Linked DNA regions of Mus musculus: all the other regions are linked to region 1. The links are chromatin loops, found by intact Hi-C in ENCODE. Cell type or tissue: left cerebral cortex. All regions are shown on one strand. Region 1 has its middle 110 kb from the start of Rab38. Region 2 has its middle 300 kb from the start of Tmem135. Region 3 holds the start of Grm5 (glutamate receptor, metabotropic 5).

Region 1 (8,000 bases):
AGAACAGCCAGAGCTACACAGAGAAACCCTGTCTCGAAAAAAACAAAACAAAACAAAAAACAAACAAACACACACACACACACAAAAGTGATATGAATAGTTGGTTTTGTTGCTTTGATATTAAGTGGGAGACAGAAGACACATTTAACATTAGAGACAATATTGTCTCTCCATCCTGATTTCCAGTGGCAAAAATGTGAAGATAATGGAAGCTGCAGAGGACACATGAAGAAATTTGGATGCATACACAAGTCCATAGACCACAAACGAACACACACAAACAGAGGTGGAAAACAGGAGTCAAGGAGATGAGAAAAGATCCACAGGTTCATGCAATCACTTAAGTTTATAAACTTAGGATGTAAACCGAGCTACGTCTCTCCTCACTCACCTACCTCACAACCTTTATAATTATGTAAATACCCTCAAGTTGCAAAAATGCAAAGTCTGTTACTCATCTTACCAAAAACCAATATGATAATATGGGTGTCAGTAATTTAGTATTAGAAATTGACATTCTGATTCGTTTCAAATTCAGGCAGTTCAGAGGTGTTGAAATTGGAAGTCAGGACTAACTCCAGAGTAAGTGTCTTCCATTTTCCTCCTAACTGCACACTTTGATTGGAATGGACTCTGTGGGTGGTGATAAGTCTCCTCAAATTCTTTTACCATTCTTACCTGACATCTGCCAACATTTGATTCATAGCTGAATTCATAAACTGTGTTGTTCAGTGAGGATCCTTCCTCAATCTTTCCTCTTGTTGGTCTGCCAAGGACCAGCCTGGGCTTCGAGAGGGATTCTGGAGTGAAGGCATGTCTGGGAGCAGTGAAGCATATGACTTGAAGTCAAATCGTGGGTTACAAGCTGATGGCCATGTCACTTGAGACAGCTTTCCTGACTGCTCTCTCTATGTTCTGTTTTCTCTGGAGATCTCCAGACAGCTCTCTCCGTGAGACAGCTTTTTTTTTGCAGTTTTAAAACTCTCTAGATAGCTCATCTCTTGCAAATCAAAAGCCCAGTCTTTTATTTACATATTAACTCAGTCATTACCCCAAGTTCCCTTTTGATTATCCCATGAATCATCGACCTGTCACCCTCAGCCTGTTGATTTTTAGGAAGAGAGAGCAAGCACAAACAGAGACAATAAGATAGGTGGGTGGGACCACAATGCCTGGGCCCTTGACCTAAACTCCCTTTATCCCAGGCTGACCCTGAACTCAGGAATCTAACTACCTTTGTAAGCATAAACAAATAAACAAAAACAAAACAAAAAAACCTTATCTGAGTGGTATTTTGCCCTGGGATCACCACTCTCTAAATCTCTTTATCTTCTTCCTTAGCATCTTTCTGACAAGCTGGCTCATAGCACAGCTGCCTCTGCTCCTTTAGCTCTAGGAAGCTCCTTATACAACTTATATTGTATCCTTATATTTCACTTAGTTTAGAAATTATATGTTTTTTAAACTCATGTTTTCAGTGTTCTTTCTCAAATCCTTAAGGGATGTCCAGAAGATCACATCATTTACTATTTTGCTGATAAATCCTTTCTTCCTAAACTCATGGTATTTCTGATTATCACAGAGTCATTTCCTTGGCAGAGAGGACATTTCTTGAAGGCAGAGTGTGAAAATATGTAAACAATCCTTTGGCCCACAGCATTCATCAACGCTCTTGGAGGCCCACACCCTGCCTGGTTCCAGGGGTGAGAACTAGGCCATTCCATTCCTATCATGGCAATGCCAGACTTAGCATTGGTCCTTTTCTCTGTATCCTGACTAGGGTGCAGGTAGGAGGAGATGATTCAGATACTCCTCTGTCCCTTATCAAAGCATGACAAGAGAGGCTTAACTTCGGGGTAGCACTGGAAATATTATTACACTGAGCAATCAAAACTGAAGAACAGTTTCTGTGAGAATGAAGACAGACAAACTTGACAATCTGAAGAAAGTAATACAGACATTGATTTGTTTATAAAAAGATTAAAAAAAGGAAGGGATATGCTAGGTGGAGGTGTAGTCAGGTGCCCATGCTGATGCATTCCTTCCCCCTAAGGGATCAGACACATGGCAGTATGGTAGAGAATAGAGTTTATTCAAGGTAGAGGCAGGGAAAGGCAGAGAGAGAGAGAGAGAGAGATAGAGAGAGAGAGATAGAGAGAGAGAGAGAGAGAGAGAGAGAGAGAGAGAGAGAGATTAGAGAAGTAGAGGCTGGCCAGGAGCACGTGGAGAGAGATGGGGGAAAGGAATGGGCAGAGAGCAGCAGCAGGAAAGCAAGAGCAAGAGAAAGAAAGAGAGGAGGTCTTTAGCAGCTCCTTTTATATCGAGTCAGGCATACCTGGCTGTTGCCAGGTAACTGTGGGGAGGAGCTTAGACAAAACACTAACATATATCATACTCAGGGAATGATGAAATTGAAACAATGACAATCAAGGCAAATTAGAAATCACTAACAAATGAGCCTTACAATCCAAACATGGAGCTGCATTCACTAGCTTGCATTTCTTTACAATGTTTGTCAGCTACAAAATCTGGCTACAACATTAGCTCTGTGTGAGAATTTTATTTTCTGCTGTAAGATTGCACACATCAGCTTCCCCACAGGGCCTTCATCTGACCCCCGCATAGAACCACAACAAAAGAGCTTCAGACTTCTCTGTGTGCTTAGGCTTTTAAGGGAAGCTGAATTCTCTCCCCCTGTTTGTCAGCAAACATAACGTATCAGTGTTCAAAATGGCATTCTTTTGTTGCCTTCCTAGCTTTTGTTGTTTAACTGGACGTCAGTGAAAAATACATAAACACAGAGATGTTCAAAGGTCATTCTTTCTGACTATGCACTCTTAATGTCTACATTAGCTAAAACTAAGTTGTATCATGTGTAATGTTGAAATTATGCAACCTTCTTTCAATAGAATTGCAGTAATATCTTGCATTCAATTTTAAAAAGTGAGAGATTTGCCTAAAGAAGTAATGCGGGTGGGTGGCAGGATACAGTGGAATCAGTTGATGATCTGGTGTAAAGTGACTTTACTAACATTGCAAGGAGATGCGTTATTATTAATGCTTATATGAGAACACAGGATGGAGAATAATTGTTTGGGCCTGGCTAGAGATTCATCTTTCTTTCTAATGAGTATTGTTGAGTTCATAGACATGTCTACTCGACTACTGAAAAGCCACAAGGGGGCGCACATACCTTTATGGATAGCTTCTATGTGCACTGTAGCTATAGTGCCCTACCAACCCTTTCCTAGTATAAACAAAATATTTTCTTTCAGACAAGGAGATATAGATCCAGGGAAACTCAAAATAAACCTAAAGTAAGCAAGGAAAATAGCACGCCCATGGCTTTGTGCTGCAGCATCATGCTTCAGTAAGTCAGCTACCCTCTTCTATTTCAAAACTTGCTTCTACTCAAAAACTCATTCAAAAATGTGCCACTCCTAAAGAAGGTGATTCAAAGTAAAATCCTTGTTTTATTCTGGGTGGGAGGAATTTCTGCATACAAAGACCACTTTCCAGCACCCTTTTGTCTGAGTACTGCCTGCAACTTGCAAATTTGTCTTTAGTGTTTTGAGGATTGTTTTTACATATTTTGTCATTGTCTTTTAAATATCAAAAACATTTTACTATTTCTTTTATTTTTAATATTTTCTCCTTTTTCCACGCCAAGCCCTCCTATAAAAGCATCCTTGCTGTCTTTCAAATCCATGGCCTCAGTTTTCACTGATTGTTGTTGCATGTATATATATATATATATGTATATGTATATAGTCTGTATGTTACTTGTATATAACATTTTCAGGGATGACCGTTTCGCACCTTGGAACTGATTGACCTACTGATATGCTCTTTCCTGGAAAAGACTGTTCCTCTTACTCTCAGCTTTCTTTCCTTTGAGTTCTTTGTGTAAAGTGGAGGCATTGTAATCTTTCCCTCACCCACTTTGGGTGGGTATATTGTTATTGTTCTTGATCAGCATAAGTTTAAGCAGTCGTGCTGTTTAAATTTTGTGGACATAGCTTCTGACATTGCTAGGAAACATAGTCTCAAAGCAAACTTCCTGATGGTCTAACTCTTATAGTCTTTCCATTCTCTTTTGCAATAGCCTGAGCCTTAAGTGCAGGAATTTTTTGTAAATTGTTTTAATCAAATATATATATTAGATAAAATATGAATAAAATATGGATTTGAAAGACATCTACAGATATAGACCCCATAGGAACTGGTTACTATAACTGTATTTTCTTGGTTGTGGTTTTCTGTAATTGCTTCTATCTGTTGCAAAGAGAATTTTTTTTTTTTATGATGGGGGTAAAGTCTAAACTTAACTGCTGATATAAAGACAAATATTTATAATGTAGTTAGGAATTATGCTGATTTAATAAAATGATGATTATAGGTTCTTCTCCAAGATTCATGACTTCACTACTCCTGGATAGTTGGAAACATTTCTAGGAATAATTTCCCTCTTTGTTCATCTGGTCTTGTCACCTAAGAGCTTAAGAGTAATCAACCTTCTGACAAACTCTATGAGCACGATGTCTCGAGCCTCTGGTTGGGGCTTCACATCCTTATCTCTACCTACATGTCTGTCTGTCTATCTATCTATCTATCTATCTATCTATCTATCTATCTATCTATCTATCATCTATCTATCATCTATCTATTCATCATATTCTCTCTTTCTCTTCCTACTCCCTGTACCAATGAGAGTTCCTACCTTACATCTAGCAATAAATCTAGCCTGGTGAAAGCAATGTGTTGGAGCTGTAATCACCAGATTGACAGCTTTTTTTTTTTACAAAGAAATATCCCACTTGGGCTTATTTTCTTTTTTCATTAGCTATTTTTATGTATAAGAATAAGATATAATTTTTTCCTTGAATAGTAATTATCTCATGGCACAGTCTCAGTGGCTAATACACACTTACCAGAAAGTCTTAACTTACTGTTTTAAGTGGCAACAGTGTTTATTATTTTCCAAACTAAATGTTTTAGAAATATCTTTTTTGGTTTTTTTTTAGGCCTTTCAAACAAACAAACAAACAAAATCACCAAGTCTTTATCTATCAAATCTGAAATTCTGTCCTCTTATTTATTTCAGAAAGACCATATGATACCCAAATTATTTGTGGGTTTTATTTGTATCTTACTGTCTTTCCAATGGGAAACTTTACAGGTATATTTGACATACTTACTTGTTAGCTTTATGCAGCTACTCTGCTCTACTTTGTAGCTGTTAGGATAAAAAAAAAAAAAAATCAGCTACATGTCATGTCCTTCAGCTAGGTGTGGCCCATTGGCTCTTCTTTGGTGTTTGGCTGGTGGTTAGCAGTGGTATTAACCACTGGTCAATAAGTCTCCTGTCTACTATGTCAGGGTAGGCCTGTTCTTGGTGATGGAACTGTTTCCAAGAGTGAAAGGAAAGAGATTCCACTGCTTGGTAAGAAGACCATCACATCACAAGGGGACCTGGCTAATACATAGAAAAGTAGGAGGAAATTGTGGTCATTTTTGCAGTCTGTTGCAGAAAGATTCTGGAATATTTTGTAGTAAATACTAGAGTCACAGTTATGCACTTGTACACTCTAACAGGAGTAAGTAGAGTAGACAAAAACTCCTAGGTAACCAATAGAAACACTTGCAACTGGAAGTAGTAGTAGTCATATAGATAACAGCCCATGACAGAGGCTGTTAGCCTTGTTTGCTTATTTTCCTCTTTACACTTTTCCTCTCAGGACATTACTGCCATTGAAATGTTTCCTCTGGGCTGTTAAGAACAGGGAGAAGCAGATAGAAGTGGGAGAGGAGGGAAAGGAATTCTAGTATACTTTCCTTTTTAGCCTGGGGAATAGATAATAATAGTGGTGGTGTCCACAAAGCTGGGGCGAGGGGAAACGAACTTTATGAATGTTCCTGTGGACTTGCCATTACCTTCATTGTAATCAGGAAATAGTGAAAAGTGAATTAGCTAGGTCCTGTCCGTTTGCCCATCCAAATTCCCTCTTCTCCCATCCCATGAAGATGGCCTGCTGTGAGTCACACCCATTGCTTAATGGCTTCTGGAGGCAATGGGATCACAGAAAGAGAGTAAGGAGGTAGAGCTCTCATTCCCTCAGCCAGTCACCTAGCCAGCAGAGAATGCCATTGAACACACTTTTGTTAGGGATTGATTATTTCCAGTTTTATTTCTGCTATATTTGATTCTTATAGCAACGCTTGCAGGGAAGGAAATATTTATTTTATTTATAAATATGGAAATTAATGTAGCTCAGAGAGTGATGATATAAGTTATTGTTTACTCACCATCTTACTGTACCCCACTTTTTTCAAAGCTACACTAGAGAATAGTCAAGTTGTATCCAGTATTAATTTTAATTCACTGTAAATCTTTGCCATAGCAGAGGAGCAGTCAGTGTAGGATTTTCTTTATAGAAATTGTGATTGAAATTACTTTATTTTCATTTCTTAAAAAACATCTAGTTAAGAAAACAAGAAGAAATGGCCAATGACTCCATGGTCTAGCAAAAATAATTCTGTCAATTTCTCATTTTGCATTTGGCTGGTAAGCAGTAGCTATATGCCCACAAACTTCATTTTAAAATGAGAGCAACACAAATGTGAGCAATTTTCACTTACTCAGAAAAATTATGTTGTGACATCTGTCAACAACAATATGAACTAACCAATACCCCCGGAGCTCATGTCTCTAGCTGCATATGTAGCAGAAGATGGCTTAGTCAGACGTCATTGGGAAGAGAGGCCCCTTGGTCTTGCAAACTTTATATGCCCCAGTACAGGAGAATGCCAGGGCCAAGAAATGGGAGTGGGTAGGTAGGGCGGGGGGGGGGGGTATAGGGGACTTTCAGGATAGCATTTGAAATGTAAATGAAGAAAATATCTAATAAAAAATTGAAAAAAAAAAAAAAAAAGGAAGCCCCTAGCTATTCTGTAGAGTTGACAAATAAACAAAACAACAAACAATGGGAATTAAAGAACTAATTTTAAATCATACCTGAAAGTGTGGTGGCTAAAGTTATGCTTAAGTTTAAACTACTGTGCTTAAGACATAGCATAAAACAAAAGCATCTAACCTGTAAGCCCCGTTTATCAAATAAATTCCTGGAATGCTGAGGGCTGTGGTCATCATAAGATAACAAGGAGTAAACATGGCTCCAGCTGCATATGTTGCAGAGGATGGCCTTGTCATGCAACAATGGGAGGAGAGGTCTTATGAAGATTCAACAGATGCCCCAGTGTAGGGGACCTGAGGATGGAGAGGTGGGAGCCTGTGGGTGGATGTTTGAACACCCTCATAGAAGCAGGGGGAGGGAGGAAGGATAGGAGACTTCAAGCGGGGAACTGGGAAAGGGGACAACATTTGAAATGTAAATAAAGAAAATATCCAATAACAGGTGGAAGGGGGAAACAAGGCACGTTTTTCCCCGTCTGTAAACAAGCTTGACTGCCCCAACTGCCCAGAATGCGTTTGATCATATGTAGGTAGGAGAAATGTAGGAAATATATTAGGACGTATGGTTTCCCCTCATTGGACAAGGGTGGGAAGTATGTGGCCTTCTGGGTTTTGCTTTCTACACCTCTGACTAATGTAATTTGATGTCATACTCTTGGGTATAGACTGGCCAATATTCATGGTCCTGGCCAGTACTTAATAAAGCTTGCTTCAAATTTGGCTCCAAAATTGTGGTAATGGTCTTATTTTTGCCTGGTGAGATTAACAAAAATCACATAATAAATAAAAATATTTTAACTGAGGTAGGAAAAAAAAACTTCTCTATGTATTCCTTTTCTCTTTATTTGGAACAAAGTTGAGGAAAATTTTAGATTGTGTCCTTTAGGGACTACCAGGAGAAAATGGACAGTATTTTTTAATATAATGTTGGAAGCAATTTAGGGACTCACATGAAAATTTCATCACTCCTCCTTTTCACATGGCTAGGCCGAATGGAATTTATGCAAGACTTGCCATTTTCAGAAGT
Region 2 (8,000 bases), 490 kb before region 1:
TATGGAAGTCAGTGGTTGACACCTCGGCTTGTGGGTCCTCACCTTCCACCTTGCCTAGAACAGTCTCTTGTTCACCTGTGGGCATGTCAGGCTAGCTGGTTCCTGTATTTACAGAGATTCCCCTGTCTCTGCCTTCCGTCTCACAGTCAGAGGGCTGGGATTACAGATGTTCACATTGTGTTCATCTTTATGTAGATTCTGGGGACCCAAACTCTGGTCTTCATGCACTTTACTCTCTGTGCTATCCCCAAGCATCTAATCTGACTGTCTAAATGCTTTTTGGAAAGCCTTAGTTGTGAAATTTAAGTCCTGGGACAGAAACTGGCAGAGAAAGATAGGCCTGACATACAGTCATCTGAGATTCCTGGACCTAGGAGGGAAGACTTCCATATATGTGCTGTGATATATACATGCCCACTGTCTCACACATGAATACATCATACATACACACACACACACACACACACACACACACACACACACACACAAAGAGAGAGAGAGAGAGAGAGAGAGAGAGAGAGAGAGAGGTATTTTTTTTAAATAACCAGAAAAGTCTGCCAGATCTCCTAGGACCTCAGGACCTCAGCCTCATTTATCTCACAGGTGGGCTCTAGGACTATGCAGGAGCATAGGAGTGTTGGCTGTTTCAGACAAAGTCCATCCCACCTACTTAGGCTCTCTAAAGAGGGCCAAGGGATACTTTTTCTTAGTTCTACTTCAACTTTGTGAAAGGTTGCTCATGTTGGAACTCAAGAAGTTCATTCCTTCTTGAAAGTTATCTTAGATGGAATGAGGCCTTCTGTTTTTATTTCACTAACACATGTTGAATGAAAATTGGGGGTCTTTTATAGGCCAGGACAATGGCAGGATATGCAAACACCAGAGAAGTGATATGTGAACTACACACACACACACACACACACACACACACACCTTTCAGAGAATTTGGTGTAGGGGGTTTATTCTCTCCTCTTCCTTTAGTTTTTCTTCTTTTCTTCTTCTTTTCCTTTACCCCCTTTTTCTTTCTTTTCCTTTTCCTTTTTTCTTTATGGGACAGGATTTCACATTGTAGCGCCAGCTACCCTCAGAGTCGCGGTGACCCTTTCTTCAGCTCCTACTAGTGTTCCAGATGTGAGCCACCGTGCCTGGCTAGAGAAGTTGTTTTCACGGACTCTTTGAACGTTTTGTGGTTTCAGGTTTGCACACAGGGCCCTTCCCAGCCCGGCTCAAAGCTTTCCGGGCTTTAGAAGAGGATTCTAAGATGTAACCAGTTTTCTGTCTTCCGCACCTCAGCGCTTGTCAAGATTTCATGCTTCTGGGCTTTGCTTTTCTCTCTGCCTTGAATCCTTGAGTAGCATTCTTTTCTTGGTATATACGTTTGACACTCAACTCAACTGTCACACTGTCACTCCTTGGGGAAGCCTCCTGTCACTCTTCAGTCATTCTTCTCTTTGGCTCCTTCAGGGTTTCACTTTTGATGCTTCTCAAACATTTTACTCAAAGGAAAGAAAAGGAAAAAGAAAAAGATTGCCTTGGCTGTTGTTTTAAAATAGCTTTCTGTGGCTCTCTCACCTCTCAGATGCTATTGTGGTTTGGATTTCAAATGGGTCTCCAAAACTCACAGGTTGAAACATGGTCCCCAGCTGATGTGGGTGAAGTTGAAGGAAGTAGGCCATTAGGAGTGTTTTCTTGACTGGTAAATTGAGATCCTGGTCACAGATTCTCCTTTCTTTCCCCTCTTTCTCTATTCTCAACTGGCTATCAAGTAAGCAGCTATGTTTCTCCCCCTGTCTGCTGCCTTACCACAGACTCCCAAGGCAAGGCAGCCAGATGCCTCTGGGCATAAGCTCTGAAACCACAAATCAAAACTACGCCTTCTTCCTTTCAAGTGGTTATGCCTTGATATAAAGATGGAAAGCTGACAAACACAGATTTTGGGTAAACTTGTTTAGGGTGATATTAGAAACAGGCATTTTAAGCAGAACCCCAAAGGATCTCATCTACCTTCTTACTAAGATCCCTTGGCCCATCATGGGTTACGGAGGGAAGGGAGAAGATGGTCATCCTTTGAGAACTGTTCTGCTGTAGGATGATCGTCCGTTGGAACTGCTCCCTTTTCCATGTGACTATACTACCTCTGCTGGCTCAGAGCATGATCCTGGAGCCCAGCACACAGCAGTCGTTTATGATTGTACAAAATAGGAGGAAACGTTATCATGTACTGATTTTATTGTTGTTTCTTTCACCGAGAAAGGACTGGAGGCCTTGGAACATTCAGCTGGCACTCAAACATTGAGTCTGGCAGTTATGGATCAGAAGGGTTTGTTTGGAAGGGGAAAAAGAACAAAGACACTTGTTGGGTTTTTATTTATTTATTTATTTTTGGACTTTTATCTTTTCTGTTCTGTTTATGCTTCTGAAGATCTTGGATGTTTCCACCCTCCATCCTTAGAGGCAGGCAGACCTTTCAAGAGTTTGCTACAGGCCTTGCTCCTTTTGTTGTAAGCACCTCAAGTCCCATTGCCGTTCTGGATTCCAAATCATTGAGTAAGTGAATGCAGGCTTGTGAATTCTCAGTCCTAATTGACACTGAACCAAATGCATTCAACTCTTCTCATCACCTGACCCTAGAGATCCAGATGCTCTTAGTGATGGGCAGAGGAGGGATAAACACAGTGTTCACCATGGCAACACAGAGCTATGTGCACAGAGATGATAGGGGATTCCAAGAAGGAAGGGAGAGTATTGGTGAGGGTAGTGGATGGAGAGAGGTGGAGACAGGAGGAAGGGGGAAAGGGATGAGAATATTGCTTTAAATTTTCTCTCAACACAGAAGCACTCTTGTTCTTCTGTAGCTTCAGCCGTATTTTCTGCTGATGTGTTATGGTCAGCACATCCATTTCCCATAACCAACCCAGTTTTTTTTTAAATACTTGGAATATGATCCTTGAAACCTTTGACAATGACCCACTCCTGTGTCTAGATATAAGTAAGGACACCTGGTGTTCCATTTTTTTCTTGCCACTTGGAGGTTTTACAGTGAACTTCCATTTAGCACCTTACCTCCATACATTCAGGTTTGTTTTCTCTTCATTCCTGAGCTATAGTTGTTCCTTCTGCCACTGATGTCTCATATATTACTATCCAATCTTGGTCTTTAGTCAGAGTATACTGATGAGAAAGACTCAAACACATTTGTATCTCAAAGATGACAACAGGCTTTTTTTCCCACCTTATAATTCCTGTCTTGAGCCAAGCTTAACAAGTGAGACCTTCTTAATAACGCTTTGAGTGGCAGATTTCAGTGAAATATGAGCTCAAGTCGAGTTATTCTGCTTCACAAACTGTCTGGAGAGCAAAAGCCACATCTATTATAGGCCAAATTGAAGCAATAAAAGTCAGCCCTGGATTGACTTGGCTAAAAGACACATTGATCTCTGCCAGTATTATCAACCAATCTGTCAATAAATCAGCCAATCTATCAAACCTGTGCAACTTCACTGACTGACACAGCATATCCATAAAACACCCTGTTTTGAAGGAGATGCTAAGGGGGAAACTACAGATTTACAGTCAATTGCATTCACCTTGAAGCTTGCTCCACTTCTTCCTGTGCGAGTGTAAGGCAGTTTACTTAACTGTCCTGGATGTGCAGGTGCCTCACCTTTAAGATTATCTAAATAGCACTGACCAGAGGATCTTAAGAGTGCTGTAACATATAATGGAGAACACTCCCCATAGTGAATGGCCCGCCCCACTCCACCATAACTAGTATCAAAGTTGCATTAAAACAAAAGAGGAGGAGGTCTCTTATAACGTCTTGTTCAAATCTATTTTCCCTTAGTGCTGTCAGTCAATAGCCATGTCATGGCCATCCCAAACGTTGATTGCTCACAGTCAGTAAGTTAATGCTGTTTACTCAAAGTTAGAAGATCTGTGTTCTTAGGTAGGCTTCACTTTCTCAGCTATGAAAGAACAGATTAATCTCTGATCACAGCTTGCTGGGAACTCTGCATTGAAAAAAACAGTTGGTAAATAAAAAGTATGTAATTGCAGGACCCTTACAGAGGAAGGTTATAGAAGAAAATGACTGTATTCAGCCTGCGGCCAACTGAGCTATCCTCCTAGGAAGGCAGGGATCTGGAAAGAATTTGTCCTGTTCTGCTAATCAGAGAAACCAGAGATGAATTATTCATTGAGTAATTAGCACAAGCCTTTTTACAGAGTCCTTTAGTGCTGGCTGCTCAACATACTGTTGGTGGATCAACCATATAGACATCATCTGGATACTTAAATGAAAGATCTCAAGCTTTTTCTAGGACTCACTGAATTAAAAAAAAAATTCTACATCTTAACAGATTCACACATATGTTGAAGTTTGGCTTGTACTAAAATCTAGGAAGAACATTTAGAAAAGCAACTTTTAGTCTGGCTTCTAAATAGAACCATGCTCACTATCCCAGTATACACCTAAGTCCTACTTGTCAGTTGACCAAGATGAGGATATCCTCAAGGCTTTGGCTTCTGTGTTAGTCTGCTTTTGGGCAAGGCATTCCTTTCAGCCTCTATTCATATAAACGAATGCAGTTTCAGATGAATGGTAATAGATTTGTTTCATTAGCACCATTTGACAGTAATTGGTTCAGTGGAACTGAGGATAAGGAAGAATGGCAGGGGAGGAAGGGAACACTTAGGGGAGGCATGTCTTTCCATATGGCTCCTCATGAATGTGCCATTATAAATCTTATTGCTACTCAGTATGCTAAGCATACTGAGAGAGGTTAAGTAGCTAGCTATCTCCATGCAAGGGGTAGAGCTGAAATTTAATTGTATGCCTGTTTGACTTTAAGTAGCACTTTTCACTATTTGCTCTAGTCATGACTGCTGCTTGGCAATGTGTGCAAAGGCTAGAAACTCAAAACAAGTATTCTGCAAAGGCAATGGTGCCCCTGGGTCAAAATTCCAGACACAGTGAGCATCTTTTGGGTATATGCCCAGGAGCTTTTTAGCTGGGCCTTCAGGTAGAACTATTTCCAATTTTCTGAGAAACCACCAGATTGATTTCCAGAGTGGCTGTACAAGTTTGCAATCCCACCAGCAATGGAGGAGTGTTTCCCTTTCTTCACATCCTTACCAGCATGTTCTGTTGCTTGTTTTTGATCTTAGCAATTTTGATTGGTGACACAGTGAGAAAGTCCTGCCTCAGCTTCCACTGGTGAGGGGTGATTCTGTGACTGAGGAAGATATCTTCACCCTTATGTCTATTGTCACCTCGGACATTACCTAGTGCTCTGTGAGACATGGACTTTTTGGCAGCATGCTGGCCTTAGGAAAAGTAGACTTGTCATCTGGTGTCTTAGTTTGGGTTTCCTGTGCTATGATGAAACACCATGATGAAAAGTAAGTTAGGGAGGAAAGGGTTTATTTGCCTCATAATTCCACATTGCTGTTCATTATTAAAGGAAGTTAGGACAAGAACTCAAAAAGGTTCAGGACCTGGAGGCAGGAGCTGCTGCAGAGGCCATGGAAGGATGATGCTTATTGGCTTGTCCCTCTTGGCTTGCTCAGACTGCTTTCTTATAGAACAGGGAGCTACCAGCTCAGGGATGATACCACTCACAATGGCTAGGCCCTCTTCCATCAATCATTAATTAAGCCCTACAGGCTTGCCCATAGCCCAATTTTATGGAAGCATTTTCTCAATTGAGTTTCTAAAGTGACTTTAGTTTAGTTAACATGAAACTATCCAGCATACCTGGTACCTCAGAGATTCCAAAGTAAATGTTTGAGTGGAAAAGACAGGAGCAGTGTCTCATTGTAAACTGAGCCTTGGGAACCTACTAGCTTCTGTACTGCCACACATTCTATTCAGATTAGCGATAGATCCCAAACATGCCTAGATTCAAAATGAGAGGACAGAGTGTGATAGGACCCACAAAATTTCCTCCATCTTATATTCTCACTGAGGCTATTACAGGTTTAACTAGAATTTGATCTCCATGATGGAATATCCCATGGAATAGTACCAAACTCTAAGGTTACAATGCTCTCCTGACTTATCTTAGCCTTAACCCTTTACAGCTAACCACTTTTTTTGCTCCTGCAAAGCTCCTGCCACCTAACCTGAAGCTGTGGAGTAAGAGCCCAAGAAATGGTTTCTGCCTTTAAAACCCTGTATTCTGAACACTCTACTTAAGGACACACCTAGGTACTGAGTGGAATAAAGACTTCCAATTGGCTATAAACTGTGTCTAAGTATTCACCTCTGGTGGGCTTTCCATGACAAAAGATTCCATCTCTAATGGGAAGACTTATAAAGACCAGGTAGCCTTCTTTTCTATTTATGTATAGTTTTTCTGGATACTTGTGGAATGTAGGTTGATGGGTGATGGTGCTTCATTTGGATTTATAACTATTGTTGCTATTTGCTACTGTTGGCTAGGTGTAATTGGATCTAGCAATAAAGTAACCAGTAAGGTAATGAATCAGCTCCAGCTCCAGCTCCAGCTCCAGCTCCAGCTCCAGCTCCAGCTCCAGCTCCAGCTCCAGCTCCAGCTCCAGCTCCAGCTCCAGCTCCAGCTCCAGCCCAGTACTGGCTTGTTGGTGTGTTCCGGTTATGTCTGTAGGCTTTACCAGAGTGAATAGAATTCCAAATCTATAGTCCCCAGTCCCAGGAGGTAGAGATTCCAGTTAGAGTTGCAAGTGGAGCGTGAAAGAAGTGAGGCAGAGTCCAGAAGTGAGATCTGAAGAAGCTAGTGTGTCTAAAAGAGACACCAGGTTGATTATATCTGGCAGAGATGTTAAAAAGCTCATACTTTCTTATTGCTTTCATTAGTATTTGGGTGTTCATACTTTCTTGACATGATTTTCATTGACAAGACTTCAATTTTGTCCTAGATAGTGCTACTTCTTCATTGATTATATTCAAATGTCTGAGGAGAAATAAAAAAATTCTTGAGAGACGCTAGAAGATATGAGGAAGAGGAAAAACCCTGGAATGGAAATGTTCAGAGTTTTATGAACATGGAGATAAGAAGTCTAAATGAAGTTTATCCAGCTTCATTCCAATGGGTTCCAGTAATTTTCTAAATAGCTTATCTGTGGCTATCTGGACCTGTAAACGATTCTTTAAATCAGGGGCTGTCAACTTTTCCAATACTGTGACCCCTTAATATGGTTGCTCATGTTGTAGTGACCCCCAACCATAAAATTATTTTTGTTGCTACCTCATAATGGTTATTTTGCTACTATTATAAATTGTAATGTAAATGTCTGATATACAGGATATGTGACCCCCATGAAAGTGTTGTTCAGGCTCCAAAGATGTTGCTATCTACAGGTTGAAAATTGCTACTTTAGGGAGCTGGAGAGATGGCTCAGTGGTTAAGAACACTAAATGCTCTTCCAGAGGTGCTGAGTTAAATTCCCAGGAACCACATGATGGCTCACAACCATCTATAATGGGATCTGATGTATTCTGGTGTGTCTGAAGACAGCTACAATGTACTCATATAAATAAAATGAATAAATCATTTTAAAAAAAGAAAATTGCTACCCTAAATGCTTCCTAAGTTTGTAAGGAAGTATCTCAACTAATGCACATTCTGTTTAATAAAGATCAGTCTTATCAGCTTTATATGAGAACAATTCATCCAAGAAGACAGTAGAAGATAAGATGACAAGCCATGCAGATAATGGTAGTGAATGTAACCACCCCGAAAGGTCCATGCAGCTGTTACTAGATACTCTATCTTATATCTGTTGCCCACTGTATCCCAGAAAATCATCAATCTAAAGCCAAATAGGAGTAGTGCCAGCTGTATTTGAAGACCTTATTCTTTCCTGCCATCTGAAGAAGAGGAGTGAGAAGAGTACAGCATGCATTGTCTTTCAATGTTTTAATGCAGAGCTTTAACAAGGAGGCAAGTTAGAAGAAACATTATCAGAACTGGATTTGGTGAGAGCTTGCTGGTTCCAGAGCAAGGAAGGAGATCAAACTG
Region 3 (8,000 bases), 960 kb after region 1:
CATTTTGTAATGACAGCAAAATCATGTCTATTTAAAATATACTTCTTGCTTCTGATTCTTCCCTTTAACTTTCTTGAAGAGTTTGTCTAAAAAAAGAAAATGTTTGAAACTGTAATTATGTACCATTTTGATTTCTGATTTTCTCACAAATTTGCATATCTAATTTTGAATATTCTAAAATGTTTTAGAAAAAAAAATTTGGACACTCCCTTGTGGAAGGAGATGGTGCTGACTCAAAATTAGTAGAATTAAAAAAAAAATTAATGTGAACTAGCCAGTACTCCCTAGAGCTTATGTCTCTAGTTGCATATGTAGGAGAGGATGGCCTAGTCGGCCATCAATGGGAGGACAGGCCCTTGGTCTTACGAAGATCATATGCCACAGTAGAGGGAAATGCCAGGGCCAGGAAGCCAGAGTGGGTGGGTTGGGAAGCAGGGTGGAGGGAGGGTATAGGGAACTTTCCGGATAGCATTTGAAATGTAAATGAAGAAAATATTTAATAAAAGAAAGAAATTTAAAAAGAGAAAAAATACAGCTTACTCTATATGTTCAAGTTACAAGATAATATTCGTGCCAAAAGCTAGAATTTGGGAGCCAAATATCCCTGGGTTTACACTTGTGCTTTGGGGTGGTAGGAACAGTGAGACTTTAGACAAGTTATGTAGTCCACTTCACCGTATAACAGCTGTTAACAATAAAAAAATTAGAAAGAGCAAGAGAGAGAGAGAGAGAGAGAGAGAGAGACAGAGAGAGACAGAGAGAGACAGAGAGAGAGAGAGACAGAGAGAGAGAGACAGAGAGAGAGAGAGAGAGAGAGAGAGAGAGAGAGAGAGAGAGAGAGAGAGAGAGAGAGAAATTCATGTGACTATTGAGAAAGTTAATAACTCAGGCAGCATTTTATATCCAATGTCGTGCAGACAACAAATTGCCATAAATTACTTTTATGTATTCATCACTAACAGGTCAGGGAAGTTACTCCAATTGGAGCAATTAATTTCCCATACTCACTTGGTTGTATTAATATCATTCTAACTTTCCTCATCCACTACAAACAAGAAAAGTTGGGTATTTGTTTATATAATAATATATAATGAAATATATATAAATCATATACATGATTTAATTCTGTTTACAAATTCACATACTCAACTAAAGGTGAGATCCACATTCATGCAATCTGGTGCCAAATATTCACTAATAAAATACACTGCAAACCACAACAGACTGAGAACAATCATAAAAGAGCCTCCACAAATATCTGCATTATAGACTGATGCTATAGAAACAGGGTATGTTCTATTCATACTGACAATTTTATAACACACAGCATATGTATGTGTTCTGGGGGTTGTTTCTTGGTACCATTTTCATGTTATAACAATGAAAGAAAAACTTCACTTTTTACAACAAAAAAAATTAAAACCAGTATATCATGTGACTCATTTGATGATTAGCAATGTAATACATCTAGTACTTGATACAATCCCTAACATGCTCAATAAATAATACTTGCCCTGGCAAGCATTGACCTACTACAAAACTTTTATTGGAAGCCCTATCGCCAAACATAGATGCATTTGTGTTTGTTTCTCTGTGTGAGTGCATTTCAAACAATATTATTAGCATTAAAGTATACACTTATGTCTCCTCTGCATTAATACTGGAGCCATGGAGACAAATCTTGGCATGTTTTTGTATTTAAACCCTTTCATTCAAATGAAATGAGAAAATATCAAGAAAGCATTTTCTGATTTGTAAACAGTTGAAAAATCAAAGTCAAAATGTTACATTCTTAGGTCATTTGAGTATGAAATAAAACCACTTCTTTGGATGTTCCCTTCTTGTGTGTCTTCTACGTACACAACAAGAAAGGACATAAAGAGATGCCTTAGCATCAGAATTAATATTTCCAAACAAATAATTCCAAATCAAGGACACTTCTATGTAATACACTGTCATGTTCTCAAAAACATATATCAAAAGAATCATCATTTTTTCACAAAGTTAGATTCAGCTGGATGTATTTAAATAGTGTGAAGAAAATGGTACATACACAAATGTCTAAGTCCATATATGTGTCCATATATCCAATAGCAAAAATGTATAAAGAAATATGCCTCTTCATTCCATGAATGTAGCAAACCTTGAATAAAACATGCATACATATTTTACTCAAGTAATACAATTATGTACATATTTACAATTTATTCAATCTCATTTTTTCTGATTAGTGTTCATCTTCTTCTATCATTTAATTTTTCTTCATCTTTTTGTTACAGGGCCTCATTTAACTTCCTACATAACTAAGGATTACTGTGAACTTTTGTGTTTCCTGCCTCAACCTTTCAAGTGCTGAGATTTAAGTTATACATCGCCATCCTCAGTTTTAATTTACCATTTCTAAATGCATAAATAGTCCCAACATTCTTCAAAAAGTCAATATAGCAACATTCCTTGAAAAATTCTCAATGCATTTTGAATAAAATAAGAATCATGAAAGTTATTTACTCACAAATGTAAACATTTTTAGTGAAGCCAATTAATTTAGTAGGAAACATGACAAAATAACAGTTCAGAAAAAAGAAAGAAAATGGTGTCTCCTTACCCAAGTATTCTCAAATCATAGATATTCTTTACGTGGATAAATATCTATTACTGAATTTTTCAGTGTTCCCTGGATATCAGTCTGAATGGCTATGATGTGTACAATGGTAAAGGTCTGTGTATACATTTGATAACAGGTTAAGATTTAAGCAAGTACATGGGGTGTTCAAATATCATTCTTATCCAAATAACCTCAGAGTGCCTATAATAAATAGACATTAAATTTTCATTTTCTTTTTTCTTTTTTGTTCTTTGGATTTCCTCTGTCCTTTTTGGGCATAAAACCCACAGGTAAAACACTGCTATGGAACATCATGGAGCTCTAGAAGATGCAGTTGAAATACATGAATTTTACATTTAATCATAAAGTGTAAAGGACGAGGAAAAGTCTTTTATCTAAGTGGTGGTTTGTTGCTCAGTAAGTGTCCAGTGAAGCCTAGGGAATAGTATGAGTACCTGTCCAAGGTGCTGAAGAAGTTTCCAGGAGAAGGATGCAGACTTGGTAGAATGCAAGTCATTAACCTAGTGAGTTTGGCAAGCAAAGTTTTCTATTTCTAAACCAACAATCCTTCAAAATGGAAAGTTCCACAAATGACAAAAAGATTACTAACTGACAATTTAATATGTATTACACAGAATTAACAGAGAAATTAATGGAGGAAATTCCCTCCACTCCATAAGAGAAGAGCACAAAGCACTCACAACAAGAAAAAAATAGCACACCTATATCCTCTGAAACTCATAATAAGGTGTCAAATAACTCAGAATAAATCTTTGCTGGATGAAGGGGTGCCCTTAGTGCTAAGCATTCTCACTAGACTGTTGTTATAGGCACCAATTTGCTACCAGAACTAGAAATACAGGAGATCACTAGTTCACTTCTTAAGCAATTTAAACAATAAAATATAAAGTTGGATATTGAAAGGAAGAAAGAAAGGTGAGTCCACCTTTCCATTTGTGAATACCAATTTCTTATGAAGAAATAAATTGATGCATAGCACTACCTACTTGTTTGGATACCCAAGCTAATTCAGGTGAAACAGTTCCAGGATTCTGACTAAATAAAAACAAGAATCTGTTATCACTTTCTCAAAGTCACTTTTCCCACACCATGCACTCTAAAGAGAAATACGAACAGCCATACATCCTACAACTAGGTGGGTAATCACCCAGGTCAACCATTACTTCCTGCTGAAATGTCCCAAAATAGATTAGGCTACTGTAAACATCAACTAGAGTTTGCTTGGTAGAACTTTCCTGGTTCCTTGTCTCCAAGTCCCTGTAGCCTGGGATCCCTCTTCTGCGCTCTGATCTGCTGCCCCTGGGTAGCTTTGTGTCTGGAAGGAAGGGAAAGCTATATCCAAGGAAAAAGAAAGCGCACGAAGTTGCGCTAGGGGTTGGGGGCGTTCAAAGGACATTGAGATAGAAACAATAAATCCCAAGCTGTGCTTTCAGCACCAAACGCTGTACCCCCACCCCACCCCGCCCCAGGCAGAGGAGAAACCAATCTATTACCCAGAAGTGATTCTCCTTCCTTCCCTTCTCTACCTTTGCTTTCTCAGTTTTGAGTTCTCCAAAGGACTGGGTAAGCCAGTCTGCATTCTAAACCATGTTCTCCTTTCCTCAGAGCTCAGACACGGGGATCCAAAGGCGTGCATAATCCCTATCTTAGACCTTGCATACCTCCCCCTGCTTTACCCTCTTGCTCGCGCCTTTTCCACCAACAGGTTTAATTAATAATGGTCTTCTGTAAAAGAAGCAGATGTGAACCTCTTCTGCTCTGGCCACCCCGGATTCATCTAAGTCCCCTCCTCCAAACCACACTGTGAGCTTATCAGCATGCTTAAAGCTTCTAAATCCTTGACAGGTCTGGGGATAGATACCTGGGCACACAGACATAGCAAGCTTACCCCCTGTTGGCCACGCAGCAGGCAGTGAGATGCTGTTTAGCTAGCCCCCCGGAGTAAAGTTGGGCAGCAGAAATCAATGGGGTTGAGCCAGCTTTTCCTTTCTTGGGCTTTTCCCCAACCCCAAGATGATCCCAAGCTCATCCCCTGTGCTCGGAGTGCTCAGAACAGCGGAGCTGAGGGCGGCATGTACAGCAATCTTCCCCTCTATGGAGACAGGGGGAAGGGGAGAAGGGGAGAGAGCGGAGGAGGGAGGGGTGGTAGTTAGTATTTATAGAGAAGAGACTTCTCTGCGCAACTTTTTGGTGCCACCAAGTGGCACAGTGAGTTCCTTTAGGAACACAGACTCCTGGGCAGATCAGGATGGGTACACTAGTTTCATGGCCAGACATTCAGGATGGGGGGAGCTGAAGACACCCAGGGAGATGAGTTTATGAATGCATACCATCTCAGCATCTGCAATGCAAATCTCCAAATTCTATAAATGAATATGCATTGACAGAAAAGGGCTAGAGATGACTTCTCCAGTCAAGTAGAAGAGGAATCAACATGGTATGTGCCAGCTGCCTGCTGCCCACTGGGCTATAGACATGCATGCTCTAAGAGAAATATCGCTTTTCTCTTCCCTCCCTAAGCCTTCTACTCATATTACAGAACATTCCTGTCTCATTCCAAAATCCTCATTTGCCACACAGTGACAAACCTTGAAACTAGGATGTGATTTTCTTTACCATAATCAAGCCCAGGTAACTTCTCAAAGCTTAAGTTAAATAAAAGCAAACAAACAAACCCCAAAACTTCACAACCTATCACCAAAATATGTTTTTCAAATGCTACTTCGCTAGACAATAAAATAAACAAACAAGCAAATAAGCAAAATGTAACTTTAAGTTTTGTGCATTTGAAATTTTCCAAACAACTGTCAAAACTCCATAATCTTTGCATGGGCCTGAATGTTTGGCTGGACTCAACCTTTCCCATAGACCTTTCATAGAACCAGCATGCATTATCCAATGGCACTGTGAACGTTACAGCTGTTAAAATACTTGGAGAGAGAACATCTTTACAATCTATTTGCCTGTATTTCCGGATATCTCCCTTCCCTCTTTCCCTGTACAATTCTTCAAGCTTATACAAACACACACTATTTTGTGAGACTTCAGTGTCCTAAAATGCAGTATGCTTTCCACTTTCCTGATGGAGAGAATAAGTGTACAATGCTTGGTAGTCTTGTTCAAGGTCACATATTTTCCTAGACAATGGCCTAAGGGCTTCTCAGGGTGTGACTGAATGAACATTGGTACCAAATCTGACAGACCCAACTCTCCTTGCTATACTACCACACATAGCTCATGGAGTCTGTTCAACTCCCCTCTCTTTCCTCTTGATCTCCATGTTCTTCATTATCATCCTTTATGAAAGTTCTGTCAGAAAATTTAAGGTTAAAAAAAATCTTCCTTTCACTGCTAGAAATATATAATCTTAGCTTTAAGGGTCCAGACGTGCTGATACATCTCATAAATGGGTTAATGATTCCAGAGAATCTCTTGGTCCTGGTGTTATAGTCATTCAAATGTCATTTTAGAATTGTAATACAGTATTTAAAACCATCCATAATCTTCTTCCCTGTCTCATTTTTGGGGTGCAGCATCAGCAAGTGTGCTTACTACAGCCCAAACATCTAATATCCTCAGAGATCTAAAATTCTCCTCCCTCGCTAAGTGCATGCTTTATCATTGCACATGTACCAGCATGAGACAGAAGGGGGGGGGGCTTTATTGGTTTTATTTATTTTTTTCTGCCACTGATTATTTTAGCTATTTTCTGTGGAAACAACCCCACTGAAATCCTTCAGTTAGGTGAATGAAAACAAAAAGATATTCAAAAACCTCCCATTTAGCCATACCACATTAGCCCAGGCTCCTGACTCTAAATTCATGTCTAATTTATAGAGCACATGTCCTTGCGGGGTGACTTTCTTAAACTTGCAGGACCTTCTAGTATCCCTGGCTTCACCTGTCGTCCACCTGCCCACCACCTGCCCTTCTGGGTCCCTTTAGTCCAAGCACCCGCCCCTTGCTCGCTCACTCTCCATCCCTGCACTGGGGGAGGGGCTCCGGCGGCATCCTACATCCCTGGTAACTCCACAGCTGAGAGAAAGAAAAACAGCGCTATGCTTACCAGGTGCGCTCCCTGAGCCTTGCTCCTCTGGACAGCCGCTCCTTTCAAGCTCCCTGCGCTTTCGTAGCGGCCTTGGCTGCTGCAGAAGCGCTAGTGGCTGCGATCTAAGCTGTAGTGGCAGCCAGCAGAACGGCTGCGGGCCCGCGGTGGTGGCGCTCGCTCTCTCGCGCCAGCGCCTGGAGCACGTGCTGCGCCCGGGCAGACGCAGCTGGAAGCGCAACGCTGGGTTGGCTCCTACTCTTGCAGAGTGCAATTGGGGGCGGCTGGCTAGCCTTGGATCAGTGAGTGAACACTGCTCCTAGAGCCTCTTGGTCTCAGGGTTCAGGCCAGGGCAGTCTTGGACTTCCTCACTACCTCATTCCCACCCAGAGATGGAGAAGCAGGAGCTGTGCTGGGAGGCGTGGGTGGCATGTCACTCAGAGAGAAGCTGGAGAGCAGGTAGATAATCAGCTTCTCTCTGAAGATAGTACGAAACTCCTGACAGTTATTGGGAGAAGGGGTATTATTGCTGGAAGACAGAGAGAGGAGTAGGAAGAAACAGAGAGACAAACACAAGACTGAGAGACACAGAGAGAAGAGAGAGAGAGTGACACAGACTGTACTTACACACACACACACACACACACACAGAGAGAGAGAGAGAGAGAGAGAGAGAGAGAGAGAGAGAGAGAGAGAGAATGAGATTCAGAGAACTGCAAGTACGGTTCAGAAGCCCGAGTGATTAGAAAGACCAATGTATTTAATGGTCTTGAGTCATTAATAATGTCATTTTGCATTTGTCTGCACTTCTTAAAAATGTTTCTTCCTACATCCATTAAAAGTCTTTCCCTGTGGGACTTAAATGTTTTACTTCTTCCAATTGCTTGGCATCCTTTTCTTTGATACCCCTAGTACTGTCTATGGACATCAAAAATGCTAAGGTTACCTTCACATTATATCTGAAAGAAAAAGAATAAAAGGGATCCCTATAAATTACTTGCATGGCTTAATTTAAACAAAAGAATAATTGGGTAATATTATTATTGCCTGAGCAAATTAAAGGAGCCAGGTACTTTCAGTAGCTGAATTAATGATTAAAACATGCACAACACTGAAGTCAAGGACACCAGTTATTAATAACTACTAATGTTTGTCAGTGGGTCCTTGACAACAAGGTAGTGTTTCTTTGATTACTTCGGTGATATAATAGTAAGGAACGGAAGAAGGGAAGTATCCATTTAAAACACTATGTCAAGCATTAAAAGACATTTGCCCATATGTGTGTATTATAGCCCATTTACAGCAACACATTAGAACCAGACTCCAGGT

The links. Hi-C counts contacts between places; a loop is a spot of excess contacts. Peaks named below come from ENCODE experiments on the same cell type or tissue, not always from the same donor. Only the 100,000 strongest peaks of a DNase experiment are listed, where the experiment ranks them.
Region 2: a loop joins it to region 1, with 3 times the contacts of the local background. A loop is called at or near these places in 2 of 42 quality-filtered maps.
Region 3: it touches region 1 in a loop (18-fold over the local background); 6 of 42 quality-filtered maps call a loop at or near these places.

What each region holds. Positions count from the first base shown.
Region 1 is chr7:88,539,785-88,547,784 of GRCm38, reverse strand. No RefSeq gene overlaps it. Among named protein-coding and RNA genes, the nearest start is that of Rab38, 110 kb to the right of the region's middle. In left cerebral cortex, a CTCF peak has its summit at 3,165 (motif pointing right); a DNase peak (open chromatin) is centred at 3,189.
Region 2 is chr7:89,032,025-89,040,024 of GRCm38, reverse strand. No RefSeq gene overlaps it. Among named protein-coding and RNA genes, the nearest start is that of Tmem135, 300 kb to the left of the region's middle. In left cerebral cortex, no CTCF peak of the experiment used is centred here; a DNase peak (open chromatin) is centred at 4,344.
Region 3 is chr7:87,583,233-87,591,232 of GRCm38, reverse strand. It overlaps Grm5 (glutamate receptor, metabotropic 5), which reads right to left and starts at 7,065. Exons shown (of 11, transcript NM_001143834.1): 1 at 6,693-7,065. In left cerebral cortex, CTCF peaks have their summits at 4,835 (motif pointing left) and 6,780; DNase peaks (open chromatin) are centred at 3,902, 4,794, 5,754 and 6,819; H3K4me3 peaks cover 4,858 bases; H3K27ac peaks cover 3,498 bases.